2 separate regions of the Homo sapiens genome follow, and region 1 is linked to region 2. A link is a loop called in an ENCODE intact Hi-C map of the cell type or tissue named here. Cell type or tissue: natural killer cell. All regions are shown on one strand.

Region 1 (8,000 bases), 57 kb before region 2:
CTCACTGCAACCTCCACCTCCTGGCTTCAGGCAATTCTCCTGCCTCAGCCTCTCGAGTAGCTGGGACTACAGGCGCCTGCCACCATGCCCGGCTAATTTTTGTATTTTTAGTAGAGACAGGGGTTTCACCATGTTGGCCAGGCTGATCTTGAACTCCTGACCCCAGGTGATCCGCCCGCCTCGGCCTTCCAAAGTGCTAGGATTACAGGCGTGAGCCACCGCGCCCAGCCTGGGTGATGGTTTTATGGTGGTATATAAATGTAGGAATTCATGGGGCTTATTATGTTTAAGATTAATGCAGATTGCATACTCTAACCATGAGTATGTTATACCCCAATTATAAATCAAGCAGGCAAATAAATAGCATATTCCCCAAAATAAAGAAGTAAAATGCAATAGCAAGAAAGTGTGCAAAGAGCTATGCCTGGGAAAATACAGGAACTGTATCATTTTGAAAGGGTGAGAGATGAGATTTCAGACCCTCACCCTCTCTCACTGTGTCATTTCTGAAGGGCCCTGGTGACTTTCTTTGCCCCTCTCCACTCTTACAGTCATTGGAACCAGAGGGCAGAACCCCGGGCCTCAAAATTAAGTCTATACACCTTAGAAACTAGGAATTCAAGGCTAGCCAGGTCCTGGCCCTTTATCTGTCCTTCAGAGAGTGGGGTGCCCCAGCCAAAGCGGACAGCTCGCCATTCCCAGATGTGCCCTGTGTTCTCGGCTGCGTTGCCTGACTCACCTTGGCCTTCCCTGGGAGTGCCTTTTCTAGTTTTCTGGCCCAGCTAGAAGAAAGGGCCATTACACCTACTCCAGAATCATCCCTGCTGCTCCCAAGTTGGAATATTTCTTCCTCCACAGTGGCCACCTCTTATGTGCCCTCCATCACACAGTTTGTATACTTACCTCTTCAAGGGCAGGCTGTGTTTTACTCCTTTTGTCATCTCTCCCCATAGGGGTCTAGGTCAGTGCTTTTGTACATGGTGCCTGAAACAGTCCCATAAATGATATTTTATTTGAGTGGGGCTCTCTGGCTGGAGCTACTAGGTGGAATGTTGCCATGTGGGAGCAGGGGTCATAACGAAGGCTGGCCATCAAGATGCTGGTACTTCCAAATTCCCAACAGTTATTAACTTTCAGGATTGAGGAACAAGTAATAGAAATTCCCTGGAATGCCCAAAATCATAACTTTTTCTATATCTTTCCTAACACTTTATGAGTTTTTAAATAAGGAGTGGTCATAATAATAAATGGAATTATTTTTTCTGTGATAAAATTTCAGAGGTGTTTCTGTAAAAAAAAAAGAAAGAAAAGAAAAAGAGAAAAAAAGATGTAACATTAAATGCGTGGTTTGGTGGTTTGGTTGGGCACAGTGGCTCACACCTGTAATCCCAGCACTTTGAGAGGCCAAGGCAGGAGGATGGCTTGAGCTCAGGAGTTTGAGACCAGCCTGTTAACAGAGAAAGATTTTGTCTCTATTAAAAATAAAAAAAATTAGCCAGCATGGTGGCATGTGCCTGTAGTCCCAGTTACTCAGGAGGCTGAGGCAGGAGGATCACTGGAGCCCAGGAGTTTGTGGCTGCAGTGAGCTATGATAGCACCACTCCGGGTGGTGACAGTCTTGGTGACAGAGTGAGACCCCATCTAAAAAATTAAAATAATAAAAATAAAATAAATGCATAGTTTATTGTTATTATGGACAAATATATTGTGATATATGATTGTATATATTTCATTAGCATGTAAAAATGATCTCTATCTGATATAGACATCTGATAATAGAAAATGCGGAAGAGAGCATTAACACAAAATGAATACCAAATAAAAATCACTTAATGATTTAAGAGTAATACTACACATATTTAATATTTAAAAGTTACTCTTAAAGGTTAAAACTAGAGAAAAGTTAAAAGAATAAAACAATGAATTTCTGTATTTCCTTCACCAAGATTCACCAGTTGCTAACAGTTTGGCGCATTTGCTTGATGTGTCATAGATTGTCCACATTCCATATCTGTTGGATTGTTTCCTTGTGATTAGATTCGGGTTTACGTTGTTGGTGGGAACCCACATAGATGAGGTGTGCTTCCTGTTGCTTACATCAGGAGGCACAGTGGTGCCAGTTGGCCCTAGTAAAAGTGATGCTAACTTGATTCACCTAGTTAAGTTGGCATCTGTGAAGGCTACTTTTGTATTAAGGCAGTGAACTTCGAAAGGAACTTTTCCCTGACTTTGGGAATTGCTGACAGCCATTTAGGAAAAGAGACGACTGTTTTCTCTGTCACGTGTAGCTGCAGTTAAGAAACATCCTAGTATAGTCAGACAAGCTCTGGAAGCCAGTATGTCAGGACCTGGGACCAAGCTCTACAGCCATCTCTCCCTGTGACCATAGCCAAGTCATTTCTGAGCTATGTGAGACTGTACGTATAAGGAAATAGACACTCAGAGAAGTGAAGCAGTTTGCCCAAAGCTACTCAGCTAGTGAGTGACAGAGCTAGGATTCAAACCCATTTTTGTCTGGGGACAAAGCCCTGCCCTTGTCCTTATGCCAAGCTGCCTCCTTTGTGAGGCAGCTGGTTGTTATGATTGTGGCACTGACCACTCAGATGTTGTGCTCGGAACCAAGCAGAAGAGCACCAAGCCTTATAGGCCCTGACAGGTGAGAGGGAAGAGAGAGGTGCCTTCCTTCATCCATCTGGACTGCCCTTGGAATTCCTGGGCCAATTTGGGGAACCCTGGCACCAACCCTAACATGGGCCAGTGCCAGCACCAGGTATATGCAGCCTGTACTTCCCAGTCTGGGCAGGCAAAGGCTGGAACCGCACCAGCAGCTCTCCTCTGTAACGCAGCACGGAAGTATTTATTTCAAGGGTGGCTCAGAGAAGTGAAGCAGTTTGCCCAAAGCAAACTGGTTCCTCCCCTGCATGTGGCAGGCTGTCCTGCAAGCTGGGAGGCGGGCTGTTGGACGCTCCCCAGCCACCCTTGAAATAAATGCTTCCATGCTGTGTTGCAGAGGTGAGTTGCTGGCACCGTTCCAGCCTCCGCCTGCCCAGACTGGGAAGTACAGGCTGCACATACCTGGCACTGGCCCACTTTAGGGTTGATGCATGGGATCCCCAGATTGGCCCAGGAATTCCAAGGCCAGTCCAGATGGATGAAGGAAGGTATTGCCTCAGCCTGCCTGGGTTCCTCGGGGGAGAGAGGGAGACAGGAAGCATTAATGGGGGAAAGGTGTGCCAAGCCTTGCCAAGCAGGTCATTGTGGGTGGGGAGACACCGCCTACGTGCTCGGGACGCCCCAGGATTTGGGTGGAGGTTCTTGAGGAGGCAGCGAGAAAGGAGAGCTGTGACAGCGACTCTGGAGCACTCTAGAATGGCTCTTAGTGACCTTCTGCTCTGGTGACCCACCAGCAGCCCACCAACCTGTCATCTTCCAGTTAGCAGCCATCCCCAGGGCCAGTAGCACCTGAGCACTTGGTAAGTAGAAAGACCCAGTGTCTGCTCCTCATGTTACCCTGGTGTCCTTCCCCAGAGCAGTTGTTTTGGGAAAAACTGGCTCCGGCTGAAGCAGGAAATGGTGCTCCTTGTCAAGGTCATGTTGTCCTGTTGCTATAGAACTGAGAGACCCTGAGGATCAGCCCTCTGAGGTTCCTGTTACCTCTCTTTACACTATTCATCCTCATAGGCCTCCAGGAAGGGGGCCAAATTCAGGGCCAGGACCAGGGCCAGTGGCTTGGTGAGGCATAGGCTTTGCTGTATGGGCCCTGTGGGGAGCTCTGGGGAGTTCTTATTCCCCTGGCTCATGGCCACCATCATGGAGAGACCCCCAGGGCTCTGGCAGCCAAGTGGGCAGGAGCGGAGGGAGGGGGCATCTTGGGAGGGAGAGCCCCGAAAGGAAACAGGGTTTATAGACAGACTCCCGGTCATCACTGCTTGTAATGCTTGCTCAGTGAACAGTGGCAGTGCTTTTCCTGACTCTTTCAAGAGAGTCCCTTCTCTCTCCTGCTAGGTGGGCTGAGATCCAGACTGGTTAGAAGCCTAACATGACCTGGCGTGTGAGACCTTGCACTCTCTGAATGTATTCCCCAAGTGTCATCAATAAGTCACTCCGGTTCTGGCATTTCCCTATCTTATCCTGCATACCCCTCCTCCTGGCTCTGAGTCCTGAGGAGTGAGATTGCAGTTTTTGACCCATGTTCTTACTGAGAAGTGGGCTGTCATGCAGGTATAATATAAAATCCAGAAGCTGCTGTCAGAATTATGTGAGAATTGGGAGGTGACAGCATGGGCCAATTTTCTGAATCTCTAGGGTGCTTTGATGCTTAAGAAGTCTTTCTGGGCTCCCTGAGATTTGAAACCTCTTGTTTTATCTGTCCTTTCACTCTGGTTCTTCCTTTCCTTTCTTGGGGACTTCATGCTTCTCAAATATTTGTTAAGTGGGTGCTTATATGGGACCTTAGAAAGCAACCAGCTAGGCATGCACTTGGAAAGGGACAGGAGGACTGAGAACAAGACTAAACATTTCTGTGAGATTGAGCAGCAGGAGAGCTTTGCTTCTTTACTGGTGTCAGTATGTGCCTGCAGCTCCTGGGCTGCCTTTACTCGAGTGAGATCCATTTACAAGACTCCTGACTCTTCTACTCCACTTTATTACAAAAGATGTTGATGCTCGTTTTAAAAACAATTTAAACTACAAACATGAATAAAGGTATTTATCTCCCCACCAGTCCCCCTCATTCTCCCTTCCCTCCTGTTCTTAGACTGGTTTCCCCTCCCAGTAGTTTAGGTTGTGGGGCAAGTGTGTGTAGCTCTGCATCAGTGTCTTAAACAAAATGAGTGTGTCGCGGATGCGCAGCTCGGCCACTTCCTGTTTTCTTCGGCTGTATGTCACGGCCATCCTGCCATGGCACCATGTCTGTGCCACCTGCTGCTCTTGGGCATCTGCAGAGAATTCCATGACATGGATCTTGAGGTAGTCTTCTTCAGCTTTTTCTACTTCATCTTATTTTCTACAATCATTTATATCTGCTTGTAAAACCTTTTTTTAAAAAACTTGCTTACTAGACACAGCACATGTTCATTTTAGAAAATGTAGAAAAATCAGATAAGCAGCCGGGCATGATGACTCATGCCTGTAATCTCAGCACTTTGGGAGGCCAAGGCAGGCAGATCACCTGAGGTCAGGAGTTCGAGACCAGCCTGGCCAACATGGTGAAACCCCATCTCTACTAAAAATACAAAAATTATCTGGGTGTGGTGGTGCGTACCTGTAGTCTCAGTTACCTGGGAGGCTGAGGTGGGAGAATCACTTGAACCCAGGAGGTGGAGGTTCCAGTGAGCCGAGATCATGCCACTGTACTCCAACCTACGTGACAGAGTGAGACCCTGTCTCCCCGCCCCCCCCACCAAAAAAAAAAAAAATCAGATAAGCAATAAAAAAAGTAGAAATGACCCCTAAGAGGTAACATTTTGGTGTGTATAATACAAATGTCTTTTACATTTGCTCCCTCATCTCAGCATTGCCACTGCCATTAAAGAAGGCACATGGTCATTAGTCCCATCTCACAGATAGAAAGCCTGAGCCACAGAGAGGGTAGCAGGTTGCCCAGAGGTACACAGCATAGTAAAGACAGAGCTGGGGGTGTACCTGTCATATAACTCAGCACTAATGCTCTCTCCACTGTAGCCCACTTGCTGTCTTCGCACCTTGGGACAGAGAGGGGGGTGCCAGGCATTGGATTTCAGATGCATTGAACTGCCTTATCCGAAGGTTAATAGACAGATGACTGCTTGAGGAAAGCCCCTGATTGACTTAGGAGAAGAGGTAGAAGACACGCTCTTCAGGTTTACAGACAATATGAGACAAGGGATTGTTTGCGCTTTAGAGAACAGAATCGGGCTTAGAAAACCCTCAAAGAGCTCTAATGACAGGTCAGGAGCAACAGGATAAACTTTGGAAGGGGTGGATGTAAAGGGGCCCCCTTCTATTTCCGTAAGCACAGGAAGGCCTGACTTGATGTTCAGGCAGTGATGACTGGTCTGCCTGGGAGTCATAGTGGACTGTAAGCAGGGGGACATGTCATTTCAACACTTTAACTTCATCTTACTTCCTGGGAGTGTTAGGAGCCACACATCAAGAGGACGTGATGAACTAAGGAAGAGGGTTTGGGAACCTGTCAAATGACAAATGCTGCAGTGACAGAGGTTTCACCTAGAGAAGATGGGTTTGGGGAGGAAAAGGTGCAGGCCAAGACTTGGTGACCAGGGCCAGGCAGGACAGGACCAGGAATGGCAGTTAGTTGAAGGGAGAGTCTAATTGGTCAGGATACAGAACACCTTTTTAGCATTAGAGTTCAGGAATAGTAGCGAGAGGCAGTACAGTAGAGTGGTTAAGAGCTCCTGCTCTGATGGCTTACTGGCTCCCGGCTCCCAGAGTCTTGGAAGTTACCTCACTCTTCCATGTTCCAATTTTCTCATCTGTAAATGGGGATAATGGGTACCTGCCTTATAGTCCACTTGTAAAACCTAAGGGAGTTACTCCATGAAAGCAGCTTAGAATAATGCCTGGCACACAGAGGTGCTGTGCACTGTTTGATTCACACGGAAGCTGGGTAGGCTCCATGGAAGAAGAGTTGTAGAAGGTCTTCTGCATGCATTTGGTATGACCTGCTTACCCAGCCTTTTCCATTCCCTGCCTCCCTGTCTCCTTCTTTCTTTCTCCATCTTCCTCTCCTGGGTCTAGGATCCTACATTTCCCCTACCTAGGACACCCTACCCCTCAATCTTTATTTTCTTCTTTGAAACTCTTAAGTATTTTATTTCTTCTTCTTCTTCTTTTTTTTTTTAGACAGAGTCTCGCTCTGTCGCCCAGGCTGGAGTGCAGTGGCACGATCTTGGCTTACTGCAAGCTCCACCTCCCAGGTTCACGCCATTCTCCTGCCTCAGCCTCCCGAGTAGCTGGGACTATAGGCGCCCGCCACCACGCCTGGCCAATTTTTTGTATTTTTAGTAGAGACAGGGTGTCACCGTGTTAGCCAGGATGGTCTCGATCTCCTGACCTCGTGATCCACACACCTCGGCCTCCCAAAGTGCTGGGATTACAGGCGTGAGCCACCGCGCCTAGCCCTATTTCTTCTTCTTTAAATTGTTTTTATTAAAAAAAAAAAAAAAGGCCAGGCGTGGTGGCTCATGCCTATAATCCCAGCACTTTGGGAGGCCGAGGCGGGCAGATCATGAGGTCAGGAGACAGAGACCATCCTGGTTAACGTGGTGAAATCCCGTCTTTACTAAAAATACAAAAAATTAGCTGGGCGTGGTAGCATGCGCCTGTAGTCCCAGCTACTCAGGAGACTGAGGCAGGAGAATCGCTTTAACCCAGGAGGCAGAGGTTGCAGTGAGCCGAGATTGCACCACTGCACTCCAACCTGGGCAACAGAGTGAGACTCTGTCTCAATAAAGAAAAAAATGAGACAGGGTCTTTCTGTGTTGCCCAGGGTGGTCTGGAACTCCTGGGCTCAAGCAATCCTCCCATCTCAACCTCCCTGCCCAGCTGCTGTGCCCAGCAGTATTTTCTATAATTAGCATAGTGTACTTTTCAGATTATCTTGAAGACCCAGCTCTCCTTGACCTTGAACCTTCCCTGAGGCCTCCAGAGGCAATTTCCTCCTCAGGACTCAGCTGCCCTTCACTCTTCCCTCGTGCACAGCCTGTCCTGTGAGTAGGTGCAGGTACTGACTGGTCTTATCTTTCGCCCTGAAAATATAAACGTTTTAAAGGCACCTGAGGATTTGTCAGCACCTCCCCACCCCCACCCTGGGTCTGACCTAGGACTCTGAGTCAGGGAGGCCTCCCTCCACTGAGTAATAGTAGCCTTGGGATCTGCTCAGCAAGAGGATTGTATAGTTTAAGGGAGGAAGAAGCACCAGTGCTGCCTCCCCATGGGAAAAATGAAGCCCCCCCTCCCGCAACCACCACCACCACAGAACCACCAACCCCAACGTCACT
Region 2 (8,000 bases):
TGGCCCTCTGGGACACCCAGATCTGCTGGGGGAGGGCTTGGTGGCCACTGAGGCTGAATGTGGGCATGCGGGTGGAGTGTCTGACCCTACCTGTGGCTGCCTGGGAAGCAGGACAGTCGGGATGTGGTGTGTGGCATCTGCATGGACAAAGTGTGGGACAAGCCAGAGGCCCAGCGGGTCTTCGGCATCCTGCCCAACTGCACCCATGCCCACTGTCTGGGCTGCCTGCGCACCTGGCGGAAGAACCGGCAGGACTTCCCGCTGGATGTCATCAAGTCAGTGTCATGGGGGTCCCAACAGGGATGGAGGGAAACACCCCAGTGAGGAGGCTGGCCTGGGGGCCTGTGACTATTCTCCCACATTCTACTCCACTGCTCAGGGCGTGTCCACAGTGCCGTGTCCATTCCAGCTACATCATCCCCCACAAGTTCTGGGTGAGCAAGGGGGCCCAGAAGGAGCAACTCATCAGGAACTTCAAGGCTCGGACCAGGTGAGGCTGCAGAGGGAACGAGACTCAGGGTTAGGGAAGTGGAGAAGGTAGCCCCTGATTCATTCTGGTTCAGCCATGGTTCCCAGCCAGTGAATCCCCAAAGCCCTGAAGTTTAGAGTGACCAAAATGGCAGGTGAAGGCATGAACTATTTTCATGATTTCAGAAAGCCCAGTTAATAAGGCCAGGCATGGTAGCTCACACCTGTAATCCCAGCACTTTGGGAGGCCAAGGCGGGCAGATCACCTGAGGTCAGGAGTTCAAGACCACCTGACCAACATGGTGAAACCCCGTCTCTACTAAAAATACAAAAATTAGCCAGACGTGATTGCAGGCGCCTGTAATCCCAGCTACTCGGGAGGCTGAGACAGGAGAATCGCTTGAACCCTGGAGGTGGAGGTTGCAGTGAGCTGAGATTGTGCCACTGCACTCCAGCCTGGGCAACAAGAGTGAAACTCTGTCTCAAAAAAAAGGAAAGAAAGCCCACTTAATAAACGGAGAGTGGCTGAGATAGCAGAAGGAACACCAGGGCCAATTTTCTCTTCTAACTTGGCTCAGAATCAACTTAGAGCAACTCTGGTTCTCTCTGCACCATGAGAAGCCTTGCTTTGGCTTTTATTTCCAATTTGTCATAAGGCAGGAAAGTAAACTGATATGAATACATGTTATTTGCTTAGCTGCTCTTTGAAAACATGGGGTGGCTGAGAAGGGGGCTGAAAGGCAGCCTTATTGGATAGGTCTGAATCTCTTGGGGAGGGTAAGCACTTATTCAAAATCTGGAATTAGCTGCAATTCCAAGTTCCTAACTCCACCTTCCCAAAGGGTTTACTACACTTGATCTATGCAAAGTGTATTTGGGTAAAGGGAGGGATAAAGAAGGAGGCCTCGTCTTCACCCAGGAGATAGTCAGGCGTGTTCTGGAGACACCTGTGAACGCTAATAGCTGCATCAACAAAATTACTGAAGGAAACACTAACTCGAGTGACTCTTACAGAAGGGGAAGTATTTAAGCTGTGCATGGGAAGAACAGGGTTCCTCAGGAGGAGAAAAAAGAGGGTGTCCCAGGCAAAGAGAGATGGAAGTGAGGAAATACAGTTGACCCTTGAACAACTTAGGGGTTAGGGGCACCGAACCCCATGCAATCGAAAATCCATATAGAATGTTGTTGTTGCTGTTGTTGTTGTTGAGACAGAGCCTCGCTCTGTTGCCCAGGCTGGAGTGCAGTGGTGCAATCTCGGCTCACTGCAGCCTCAGCCTCCTGGCTCAAGCAATCCTCCCCAGTAGCTGGTACTATAGGCGCGCACCACCATGCCTGGCTAATTTTTGTATTTTTTGTAGAGACAGGGTTTTGCCATGTTTCCCAGGCTGGTCTTGAACTGCTGAGGTCAAACGATCCACCCGCCTCAGCCTCCCAAAGTGCTGGGATGACAGGCGTGAGCCACCACACCTGGCCATGTATAACTTTTGACTCCCCCAAAACTTAACTAATAACATGCCGCTGACCAGAACCCTTTCGGACAACATAAAGTCAATTAATACAGATTTTATATGTTATATGTATTATATAACATAATATGTATTCTTACAATAAAGTGAGCTAGAGAAAAGAAACGTTAAAATCATAAAGGAGAAAATATATTTACTATTCATTAGGTGAAAGCAGATTACCATAAACGACTTGATCCTCATTGTCTTCACATTGAGTAGAAGGACGAAGAGGAGGGAATTGGTTTTGCTGTCTCCAGGATCTTGTCTGCGTATAAGCTGCCCCAGGCAATTCAAGCCTGTGTTGTTCAACAGCAACTGTACTGGCAGCTGGGCCACCAGTTGGAAGTTTCCCAAGGGGAGCGCTCAGGACTGGATGTGATAGGAGATGGTGTAGATGGAGGTTTATTGTGTGACAGGCTTTGTATCTCGTAAACTGCATGAGGCAGGGACTCTTACTATCCTCATACTGTAGAAGAAGAAACTGAGGGGCTGGGCACGGTGGCTCACACCTGTAATCCCAGCACTTTGGGAGGCTGACGGGGAGGAACTCTTGAGCCCAGGAGTTGAGACCAGCCTGGGCAACATGGTGAAGCCCCATCTCTACAAAAAATATAAAAATTAGCCAGGCATGATGGCACACGCGTGCAGTCCCAGCTACTCAAGAGGCTGAGGCAGGAGGATCACCTGAGCCCCAGGAGGTCAAGGCTGCAGTGAGCGTAATCATGCCATTGCACTCCAACCTGGGTGACAGAGCAAGAACCCTGTCTCAAAAAAAAAAAAAAAAAAAAACAAAAAGGCCGGGCACGGTGGCTCACACCTGTAATCCCAGCACTTTGGGAGGGCAAGGTGGGTGGATTATCTGAGGTCAGGAGTTTGAGACCAGCCTGAGCAACATGGTGAAAACCCGTCTCTACTAAAAATACAAAAAAATTAGATGGGCGTGGTGGTGGGTGCCTGTAATCCTAGCTACTTGGGAGGCTGAGGCAGGAGAATCGCCTGAACTTGGGAGATGGAGGTTTCAGTGAGCCCAGATCATGATACTGCACTCCAACCTGGGCAACAAATGTGAAACTCCATCTCAAAAACAAAAAAAAGTCTGGTATAGTGGTTCACACCTGTAATCCCAGCACTTTGGGAGGCTGAGGTGGTTGGATAACCTGAGGTCAGGAGTTCAAGACCAGCCTGGCCAATTTTGTGAAACCCCACCTCTACTAAAAATATGAAAATTAGCTGCACGTGGTGGCATGCACCTGTAGTCCCAGCTACTCGGGAGGCTGAGACAGGAGAATTGCTTGAACCCCAGAGGTGGGTGTTGCAATGAGCCGAGATTGCACCACTGCACTCCAGCCTGGGTGACAGAGCAAGACTCCATCTCAAACAAACAAACAAACAAAAAACCCAAAAAACAAACAAAATAAACCAGAAAAATGAAAGGAGGTTCCCAGGGCCGCTGCTGTTGCTGGCTCAGAGACTGAGAAGTACAGAAAGGGGCCCCTTAAGATACTTTACTGCCATCTGCTGGAAGATAGAATAAATGTAAAAGCTACACTATGATGCTAGTGGTGTCCGCTTAGATGCGGGGCTTTGGTGCTGTGTACAACCTGCCCAACCTTATGTGTCAGCCTTGAGTGCCCCTTGTTCTTGGGGTAACAGGTTTTGAAGGTGATGGTCGTCGTCTTCTCTCTCATAGCCAGATCCGATGCCGGTTCTTCGTGCGAGGGAATGGCCGCTGCCCCTTCAAATCTGAGTGTATCTACCTGCACCAGCTCCCAGCTAAGGCTGGGACCTCCGGTCCTCCCTGGCCTGAGAGAGTGCAACTGGCCTCTGGGAGTGAGGTGGTAACCGCAGGGGTATGGGGCAGGGGAGGCTGCTGGTCATGGCTTATAATAAATGTTTGTGATAAATATGAAACCTATGGATGGTATCTATGATGCTAATATGGTGCCTACTTAGATGTGGCACCTTTGTGCTATGTACAATCTGCCCAACCTTATATGTGAGTCTTGAGTTCCTCCATTCCTGAGGCAACCAGTGTTGAAGTTGATGGGTTTTCACTGATTTTTCTCTCTACTCCCAGGTGCTGGGCCCAGCATTGTTCCTAAGGGGTGCTGAGCCAGAGGACAATGTGCTCTTCACAGACGGTGCCCTGGCCATGACCTTCTGGGGTTCAGAACTCCTGCAGGACCCCAACAGTTCTTACCATGGCCTTCTGTAATCAGGATCAACTTGAGGAAAATTGGGGTGAGGGGAAGGAGTTTCTAGGTGGTAGGTCTTTCCCTTTTAGGGTTTGGTGGGGGGGCAAAAGTAGCAAGCCCTCCACCCCCATGAACTGCAGCAGTGACACAGCTGGGGACATGGAGGAATGGGGGAGGGCTCCTGGAATGAGGAAGGTTCAAACCCTCTTGCCAGGGCCTTGGTTTTTAACTTTGCTCTTTTGTAGAATGACTCTGAAAGAAAACCAATAAAATGCACCTAAGTTATCATTGCTGGTGTCTGAAGAGTGGTCCGCTCATAGCCCAGCCCCACTGCCAAGTGCAATAAGGCTGCTTCTGCATTCAATCTGTTGCAATATTACTTGTCACTTAGCTTCTGGAAAACTTCACAGTGCATTTTTGCATTATGAAAATAGTAATAACCTCATGAATCTTGTGAAAGGGACTCGGGGATCCACCAGGGTCCTTGAGCCATGTTTAGAACTTTTCCTCCCTGTTCCCTTTCAGGTGGCCAGAATACAGACCTTGGTGGGTGGGAGCCACAGCCACTCAGAGTAAAGCTGTAGGTGAGGATGCACAGGGCATTGCAGGCTTTTTAGCATTCTTGGCCCTGCCTGCTATTCATCAGGTCCCACTCCTCTAACAGCTTGTCATTCGAAGACCCAAAACATCCCCTGTAAAGTTAGAGCTGCTTACCTGAAACAGAAGGTGTCTGGAAGAAACTTCTTTCTTGCTATTTTGGCATTTGCAAAGCAGCCATTATCTAAGAAATATCACTAGTCTTTCCCGACATCTCCCTTGAAATCATTTTGGCTCAAATGGAGATCAGATCAAGCTCAAGATACTCCCATGGCTTTCCATACTATTCAGAGTGAAAGCCCAACTCCTTTCTGTGACCTCAGGCCTCTTAAGATCTGACCTGGTTCCCACTCTGATCTCAACTCCTATTACTATCCAGCAAGTGCCCTCCGTTCCAGCCATGCTTTTGCCCCAGAGCCCCCCCGCCCTCCACAGGGAGGACTGAAATGGTCTTCTCACAGACTTCTATCTGGCTTGCCAACCTCATCTTCACATTCATCTTGCCTGACCACCCTATTTAAAAGCACTTCGTGCTGTGTGTCGGTGTTATGTTCTTTTTGAACACATCACAAACATTGTTTAATTAGCTTTCCGTCTCTCCCCAGTTGTGTGACAATGAGGGCCAGGATCTTTGTTTTGTTCCCAGTATCCCCAGTCCCTAGGTGCTCAGTAAACATTTCCTGAATGAAGGGCTGTGTGTGGCAGCAGAGCTGGGACAGGAAATACAAGCTAGCCCCCAAAGCAAGGTTTAGGAGGCACTGTGGGGCTCTTCTCGCTTATTTCCTACGCTTTGCAGTGATCCCACCCTTGGCTGGAAGCCAAGTTCTCCAGCGGACTTCCTTAAACTGAACCCTAGGAAGTGGAGCCACACCTGGCCCCCTATAAACGACCCAGAGCAAGGTTACTGCTTGGTCTTTGGGAGGAAGTTCAGAAGAAAGTCTTTGGCCGTATTAATAGTGTTAGGTTTTACTGTGACCATGTCATTCTCAGGGATGTTTGTATATCAAATACTATTTCTGGAGAGGACTGAAACCCAAATGATAGCACTTTTGGCCTGTGGAAGAGATGAAGCTAAGTGGGGTGGTAAATTGTGGTCAAATTCTATGGTGAAGTCCATGACAAGCAACATGCCGTCAGCGTAAATACAGCGCGGGTCCTCTAGCACAACAGAACCCCTGACATCCACTCCATTCCACTACTTTGGGGAGTGATGAAGAAAGGGAGAGGGTTGGGGTCGTCAGCGGCGGATCCACCCCTCCATCAACCCCCGCCCCCGCCCCGCTCCAGGCTCCCTGGCCCGACACCGCCCACAAACTAACCACTTGTTTTGTCCACGCCCCCTCCCATGGGCACGCCCCAGGCCTTGGCCCCGCCCACCTACTCCGGCTGGACTTGTGCCCGGCCCTGCCCCTTGCGACCGGCCCTCGCGCCGGCCTCACGTTCAGGCTCCGCCCCCGGCCGCGCCTCCCTCCTTCCCTTTCCGACAGCGCGGGAACGGCTGCGGCTTCGGGCGGCCGGGTTTCTCCGGTCTCCCAACGCCGAGGAGAGCTTGTAACAGGCGCTGGAGCTGGCCCGCCACCGCCGCGTCAGGGACGGCGCTGGAGTCCTCCGTTCCCCTCAGCCTCTGAGCTGAGGCCCCACACCAGAGTAGGGGGCGGCGCGGCACCCGTGCCCCGGCATGGCGACACCGGACGCGGGGCTCCCTGGGGCTGAGGGCGTGGAGCCGGCGCCCTGGGCGCAGCTGGAGGCCCCCGCCCGCCTCCTGCTGCAGGCGCTGCAGGCGGGGCCTGAGGGGGCGCGGCGCGGCCTGGGGGTGCTCCGGGCGCTGGGCAGCCGCGGCTGGGAGCCCTTCGACTGGGGTCGCTTGCTCGAGGCCCTGTGCCGGGAGGAGCCGGTCGTGCAGGGGCCTGACGGCCGTCTGGAGCTGTAAGTCCTCGCCCGCGGCCCCTTAGCAGGTATGGGAGGCGGGGGGCTGTCGGGGGAACGACACACACAGAGGTGAAATAAGCCCCTTCAGCGACGGCCTGCCGCGCACCCTATGAGCAGGGGCACCCTTCACTGAGCACTTGCTGTGTGCGGGACATCGAGGATCCGGGAACTCGAGGCACACGCCTTCTGTTCGCTGTAAGGTATAGTGATGATAAGTGGAGGCAAATCACTTTTGATCGCGTACTTCCATCTCTAAAAAACTGGACTCGTACGTCCAGTGTAAGTATACTTATGTATAAAGTGTACACATGTGTTAAAATACGTACATTTTAAAGTACAAAAATAGATACTTAAAACGTGATGGTGGAATACGTATCCGCTATCCTGGTGGCTGTATGCTCTGCTTTTCAAAGCATAACGTTCACTTTAAGGCAAGATTGCTTTCTCTAAGAATGGTAACTGTGAATCCATATTTTAGTGTTCTTGATAATTTCTGGCTCTTGGATGACATTGAACTTTTTTTTTAACCTCTCTGTGGCTGACGAAGGATTCCTACTAGGAGCAGAGGTGTCGGCCCTGCCATTTTATTTGGTTGTGTTTCTGTTATTGATATTATCTCCAATTTTTTGGCAGGCATTCTTTTAAGCCACGTGCTTATTTGTGAGGACAACTTTTGCTTAAAAAAAAAAGAGTACAGTATCTACAGATGCACTTAACTAGCAAAGTTAACTAAAACACACAGAAAAATGAGTGGGTGAGGTGCCATGTTCAGCTCCTAGTGGGGCCAGCCTTCCACTCCTCTTGGATACCCCTCCCCCATAATTTATGCTGGAAACCATCCAGATGCTAAATATTTCTAATGCTTAATTTCTTATGTTTTAGATAAATAGGGGAAAATGGGAGTTCCAATATTTTCTTCCTACACTCCACTTTGAATTTCTTTCAGGAGATGGGTCAGGAGAACTTGTCTGAATCCCCAAATTGGAAGCTATAGAAATGTTTGCCCAGCTATCTGGCTTATTCTGGATAGAGTAAGGAGAGGGCAGGGCCTTAACCTGGGGCCCCTGGATAGAAGAGTATTTCAGCACAATTGATTTCCTTTATAATCCTAGATATTTTATCAAATGCATTTAACACTCATTCTGATCACAGGTCTCTGGCACTAAAACAGGTTAAAATTTCCTGGAGTAGGGTCTTCCCTATCTCTCTACCCCCAAATATCCTCCCCACCACAAATTAGCCATCTTTTAAACTTAGGTTTTTTTTGTTTGTTTTGTTTTTTTTTTTGACGGAATCTTGCTCT

Evidence for each region. A loop is a pair of places that touch in the nucleus more often than their neighbours do. Peaks named below come from ENCODE experiments on the same cell type or tissue, not always from the same donor. Only the 100,000 strongest peaks of a DNase experiment are listed, where the experiment ranks them.
Region 1: it touches region 2 in a loop (2.5-fold over the local background); 8 of 110 quality-filtered maps call a loop at or near these places.

Annotation. Positions count from the first base shown.
Region 1 is chr6:35,389,383-35,397,382 of GRCh38, forward strand. All of the region lies in intron 2 of PPARD (peroxisome proliferator activated receptor delta), which reads left to right. Among named protein-coding and RNA genes, the nearest start is that of PPARD, 51 kb to the left of the region's middle. RefSeq lists enhancers at 2,517-3,085, 4,941-4,990, 5,011-5,060. In natural killer cell, no CTCF peak of the experiment used is centred here; DNase peaks (open chromatin) are centred at 2,089 and 4,869; H3K27ac peaks cover 1,236 bases.
Region 2 is chr6:35,446,100-35,454,099 of GRCh38, forward strand. It overlaps FANCE (FA complementation group E), which reads left to right and starts at 6,239. Exons shown (of 10, transcript NM_021922.3): 1 at 6,239-6,694. The coding sequence starts at 6,447. It also overlaps the pseudogene MKRN6P. RefSeq lists a silencer at 5,890-6,789. In natural killer cell, a CTCF peak has its summit at 3,493 (motif pointing left); DNase peaks (open chromatin) are centred at 3,492, 6,142 and 6,832; H3K4me3 peaks cover 1,423 bases; H3K27ac peaks cover 827 bases.